Linked DNA regions of Mus musculus: region 1 is linked to region 2. A link is a loop called in an ENCODE intact Hi-C map of the cell type or tissue named here. Cell type or tissue: left cerebral cortex. All regions are shown on one strand. Links, peaks and the distances in the headings refer to the core of each region. The heading gives the core; the rest is flanking DNA. Region 1 overlaps A530021J07Rik (Riken cDNA A530021J07 gene). Region 2 has its middle 24 kb from the start of Gm36817.

What was found. Peaks named below come from ENCODE experiments on the same cell type or tissue, not always from the same donor. Only the 100,000 strongest peaks of a DNase experiment are listed, where the experiment ranks them.
Region 1: a loop joins it to region 2, with 2.3 times the contacts of the local background. A loop is called at or near these places in 2 of 42 quality-filtered maps.

What each region holds. Positions count from the first base shown.
Region 1 is chr7:83,159,784-83,162,697 of GRCm38, reverse strand. All of the region lies in intron 4 of A530021J07Rik (Riken cDNA A530021J07 gene), which reads right to left. Among named protein-coding and RNA genes, the nearest start is that of A530021J07Rik, 13 kb to the right of the region's middle. In left cerebral cortex, for the core only: no CTCF peak of the experiment used is centred there; a DNase peak (open chromatin) is centred at 1,276; H3K27ac peaks cover 998 bases.
Region 2 is chr7:83,059,801-83,062,714 of GRCm38, reverse strand. No RefSeq gene overlaps it. Among named protein-coding and RNA genes, the nearest start is that of Gm36817, 24 kb to the right of the region's middle. In left cerebral cortex, for the core only: no CTCF peak of the experiment used is centred there; DNase peaks (open chromatin) are centred at 994, 1,299 and 1,728; H3K27ac peaks cover 1,512 bases.

The sequences.
Region 1 (2,914 bases), core at 204-2,703, 100 kb before region 2:
ATGAGAGACTCTGCCAGGGCCTGGCAAATACAGAAGTGGATGCTCACAGCCATCCATTGGACGGAGCAGAGGGTTCCCAATGAAGGAGCTAGAGAAAGGACCCAAGGATCTGACAGGGTTTGCAGCCCCATAGGAGGAACATCAATATGAACTAGCCAGTACCCCCAGAGCTCCCAGGGACTAAACCACCAACCAAAGAATACACATGGTAGGACCCATGGCTCTAGTTGCATATGTAGCAGAGGATGGCCTAGTTGGTCATCAATGGGAGGAGAGGCCCTTGGTCCTGTGAAGGCTCTAAGCCCCAGTGTAGGGGAATGCCAGGGCCAGGAAGTGGGAGTGGGTGGGTTGGTGAGCAGGGGAAGGGAGAAGGGGATAGAGCCAGACTACCAGGGGGGATTGGAATACTACTCCATAATAGAGGTGGGAAATTTGTCTGGAGTGCAGCTCTAGCAGAGGCAGCTGCTAGTATTACCATCCCCATGACGAAGGTCCATGGGAAACTACAATACAATCTTACATGGTGGCAAATGGCTCAGGATCTACAGGAATGAAGATAGGGTCACCTCCTTCAGGAGCTTCAGGAATAAATGTAGGGTCACCTCCATCAGGTAAAAAAATCATGATCTGCCGCTACCTTGGCAACCCTGACTGTACTTAGGAATCACTTTTGGGCACTCAGTGCCAAGTGTGTTCCTGAAGTCTTTCCAATTTTCATAAGTCATTTCCTACTCAGAGACAAAGCTGAGTCTCCAGGGTTTGCTGCGAAGAACAGGTGAAAAAATGTGCCTTGTGCCCTCATCTCCCTACAGAAATGACTAGAGAGGTCAGGTGCCCTGACCAAGCTGCTCTGTTGCCACTGTTCTTTTGTGCAGCACGGAGGTGTTTCACCGGAAGGTATATGCTCTCTGAAGGCTCACGATGTCTGCCAAACAATCAATGCTGATATTTACGAGCACCGAACCTGCCAGGCATCTCCTCAGTGCTTACTGTGTCCAGTAGGTCACCATTTCTGGGAAGGTATACCCTAATAGCCTCCCTCTGCAGAGGAAGAAAGAGGCCTCACGTCATTAAGATCTCTGTCCTGTGTGCCAGATAGTTCTGACTCCAGACACTGTGCAGCGAACTGATGACAAGAGGAGGGGAAAGGAGCTCACCAACTTCCATGGGGAGATAACGTGTTTTTACACAGTGCTCCCTGGAGGAAGAAAAGGCTTTGCTTTTGTGGCCTTCATCTGGATTCACAGCTTCTGCTCAGTAAGGGAGGTGGGTGTGTGGGTTTGAAGAAGCAGGTCTCCACTTTGCTCCAGAAAAAAATGACTCACCAAAGCAGTGAGACTTAGAAAGCTAGGCACCCACACCAAATGGCCCTGATGAAATGTTCTAGAATCTGGAGCTGATATTTTCCAACTCTAGATGTTATTAGGCTAGGCATTGTTGTGTTCCTTGTTTTTAGTGGAGAAGGAAGGCAGATACCAGCTCTGGAGGAGAGGATGAAGGTGGAGACAGAGAAGCAAAGTCGAAAACTGTTGGATATTATGTTACTTTTCTCCTACTCTGTATCAAATACCAGACAACATAAGAAAGATTCCATTTGATTCCTGGTTTCAGGAGGTGTCAGTTCATAGTGGTAGGGAAACTATAGAGAGACCAGCTCTGTCCATAATGGTGGTGCTATAGTTGCATCTATTCACATTGTGACAGACAAGAAACCAGAGAAGAGCCAGGACCAGGGGTTATAGGTTACCTTCAAAAGCATCTCCCTAGTGTCGTGCTTCAACCAACTTCAGAAAGTTCCACATTTTCTATAGTATCACCACCAGCCGGAGAATAAGTGACCAAAATAGGAGCCAATGGGTGACATTTCAGATTCAAAATATAATTCAGCCCCTACCCCCCAGTAATTATGATCATCTGATAATGCAAAACCTATTTACTCTAACTTCAAAAATATCCTTACTCTTAACAATTATAATATTGTTCAACAGGCCAAAGTTCAGAGTCCCTTCAGACATTCAAGCCAAACTCATCTATATGCATCTGTAAACAAAAATACATAAATCTAATATACAGTGGCACACAGCACTCCTTTCCATTCCAAAAGGGAAGAAAGGAGGCATATAAGGAAGTGTGGAGCCAGCTGGTCCCTCCAGACTGGACACAATCATCACTATTCTGAAGCTGCACAGCTGTTAAAATGTGTATAAGACACTCAAGACATCAAGCCCATTAATATTTTCCCAGGGAGGGAGGGAGTGGCTCACAAGACTCATGAGATTCACGAGGCTTGTGAGATTCTCCCAAGGTCTTCACCAGACTGTCTTCAATCAAGACATCTGTGAGGACTTGTATTCCTTCATGGAGGTAATGGAGAGAGACACAAATAATAAGGCTTCCTCTCTCCTCAAGGTTCCAATTGTAGGCGGTGGTTCTGATGCTAAGGCCCTGTTCCCCCAATTGGTTCTTTTTTTTTAATTGGATAATTTCTTTATTTACATTTCAAATGTTATCCCCTTTCCCGGTTTCCCTCCCTCCCGGAAACACCCTATTACATCCTCCCTCCCCCTGTTTCTATGAAGGTGTTCCACCACCCACCCACCCTCTCCCACCTCTCTGCCCTTGATTCCCCTACACCGGGACATTTTTTGAGCTTTCATCAGATAAGGAGCTCTCCTCCCATTGATGCATGACAAGGCCATCCTCTGCTACATATGCAGCTGGAGCCATGTGTACTCCTTTGTTGATGGATTAGTCCCTGAAAGTTCTGGGGGCTCGGGTTGGTTGATATTGTTGTTCTTCCTATGGGGTTGCAAACCCCTTCAACTTCTTCAGTCTTTTCTCTAACTCTTCTATTGGGGACCCCGAGTTGTGAACAACCACCTCTCTATATGTAAGGCTCTGTCAGGGTCTCTCA
Region 2 (2,914 bases), core at 276-2,775:
ATTGATGATTGACTTAGTTGGGTACACTCATGGAACAGACGATGTACAAGTTAGAGGACAACCTGTGGGAACTGGTTCCCTCCTTCCAACATGTGGGTCCCAGGGATTGAACTCTTATGTTCTGGATTGCCAGAAAGTTCCTTTGCCCATTGAACTATTTGGCCAGCCTAAGAGACGGTATTATAAAAGCACAAAGCTTAGCAATTGTATCAACATGATCAAAACAAGGCCTATTACTGTCATAGCACACGCACCTGCACAAGCTCAACTTATCCCAACACCTTTGAAACCATCTTGCAGGTTCTTTTCAAAGTACCCACAGTCCTTGGGTTCAGTCTCCTGCCCCTCAACACTGCAAATGTGTATGTGTGTGCATGTGCATTTACTTGCACTCTGGTGGAAAGGATTATTAACCAAACCATTGTTAAACAGCCAAAATATAGACTGCATGCTTCTTCCTCTTTCTACTTCCCCTAACACAGAGCCGTAGCCTGTGGCAAAGTCTCCCCACACTAATCCACAAACATCATAAAACGACACCCTACTTGTTCCAAGGCATGCACAACAAATTTCAGAAGGATCCGAAGAAGGTCTCGCAGTTACTTACAGATTGCCCACCACACTATCATGTGCCTGGTGCCACCTTATTCCTGTCTCCTGCAACATCAGTCAGTATCTGTTGCATGACCCCAGGAACTCATTCAGCAAATAGGACTGCCTGAGGAAGAATGGTCTCGCCATTGGTTCTCCATTCTTGTGACTGTTCATGGCCAATGTCTTGCAGTTTTTACTAAACCAGCAGTTTTGAGGCTTACCAATGGCCTTGCACATTTACTGTAGTGCTTAGATATGATTACAGTTAGGCCTGGGCTAGGAGACAAATCCAAGGGAAAATACAGCAGATTTGGCTCAGAACAGCCCTTCCTCCCTGGTGACTCAGTGTTTGCAATTTAGCCAAGATTATTTTCTTTCTTTCTCTCAATCTGATTCTCTTCTATTACAGTGGATGCCTTCTGGGGGAGATGGAGGCTGGACGACACAACTACGGACAATCATGTTGTTACTTTTCTGAGTAGTTCTGAAGCCCGAGGACTGGACAGCTGCGCTTGCCTGGCTCATTCATGATCATTATCATCAACAACTTTTTGTTTTAAAATTAGGCTCCAAAGAGCCTATTTTAATGAATTGTTTAGGGTTGCAGTCGTGGTCTGAAGGTATTTAAAATACCTCTTGTGGGAAGAACAAATGTTTCTGAAACCCAAAATAGACAAATTGCACTGGCCTACTTTATACCAAGTCCTAACAAGGCACCAAGGATGAAAAACTTCCCCGTTTCCTTCCAGTCTTCACCAGAAATAGGAAAGTGTTGAAGTTTGCTTTGCAGTGTTCAGCCAGTCAAGGGACGACTTTCTTGAATTGTCACCTAGGGCAGCTGGCACCCAGGGCAGCTCCAAATTTTCTACACCCCACCCCCATCCCCTGCAAAGAAGGGGTAGGAGGAGACTGTAAATGATCTTTGTGCTCAAAGCTTATAAATTTACCATTGGGGAAAAAAAAGAAAAAAAATGTATCTTTGTGGGTAGGATCAATGGGTTTCCTAATGAAAAGCACGTTGCACTGCCTACCCCTAACGAGATCCCTGGGAGAGCTGGGAGCAGCCGGCCTGAGGTCTGCACAGCTTTCAAACCTAACTGCTTCCAGGTGCCCAAGGATAAGACTTGAGCTAGGCTAGTGTTCTTTTCAACCTTCTGCGGAGCTGTCTTTGTTCCTATGAGTGTAAAGTTTCCCCTCATTCCCCTTTTTATGACCACAGGTTTCTGGGTTGCCTAACACCCAATACAAGAGCACCAAAGGGCTTCGTTTCATTGTTTTGCTGGGTTTTATTGACTACATGTTTTATTCAGCTCATGCTTGCTGGGAAGAGAGGCAGTAACAGCTTACTTACACCACTCCAGTGTCTCCTTTTCTCAAGTGCCCAGCAGACTTTCATTACATCCACATGTAGATGAGAAGAGGAGGAGGAGGAGCAGGAGGAGGAGGGAGGAAGAGGAAGAAGAAGGCGAAAGGAAAGAGGAAGAAGGGGGAGGGGAAGGGGAAGAAATAGAAGGAGCAGGGTCCTTGATAAAAGTGTCAAAGCATGACCCTGTTCCTTCCTAGAGGGATCCTTGAATGTCAAGGGCTTTGCAAAGAGCAGCGATTTGTTCCCGCTGTGGGCCTGGAAGTAATGCCCCACCCCTCATTCCACACCCCTACTCCCACTCCTCACCCCATCTCTTCCTCTTTGGAGAGACTCCAAGGAAAATTTCTTATTTGCAAACTGAGGCCTCAGGAAAGTGCTTCATGATGTAGCAAGCCTCAAGGTATTCATCCAGCCTGCCAGTTTAATGGCTGACACCTCAGCAAAGACAGTATCTGGGTCTGATCTGGCAGGCCTCAGTTCATTTGTCAGAAACTGTAGAAGCTGGAGCTTCAAATCAGAGAGACTTCGGATCAAATCCCAGCTCCAGTCTCTCCTTGGTACTGTGAACAAGTTTCTTTTTTGTTTGTTTAATTGTTTGTTTTGTTTTTTTGTTTTTGTTTTTGTTTTTTTGTTTTTGAGACAGGGTTTCTCTGTATAGCCCTGGCTGTTCCAGAACTCACTTTGTAGACCAGGCTGCCCTCGAACTCAGAAATCTGCCTGCCTCTGTCTCCTGAGTGCTAGGATTTTAATCCTTTAGGCATGTGCCACCACTCCCAGCGTAAACAAGTCTCTTAATTTATCTGAGTTTCCATTTTCTGGGCCATACATAAACTGGGAAGGAAGGCACTGGCTGGATGGTTGCTGTGAATCTACTACAAGATCATCACAGAATAGTATAAGGATGCTTAGACGCACACCAGTTGGTAGCATGCTACATTTGTTTACATATTTGTC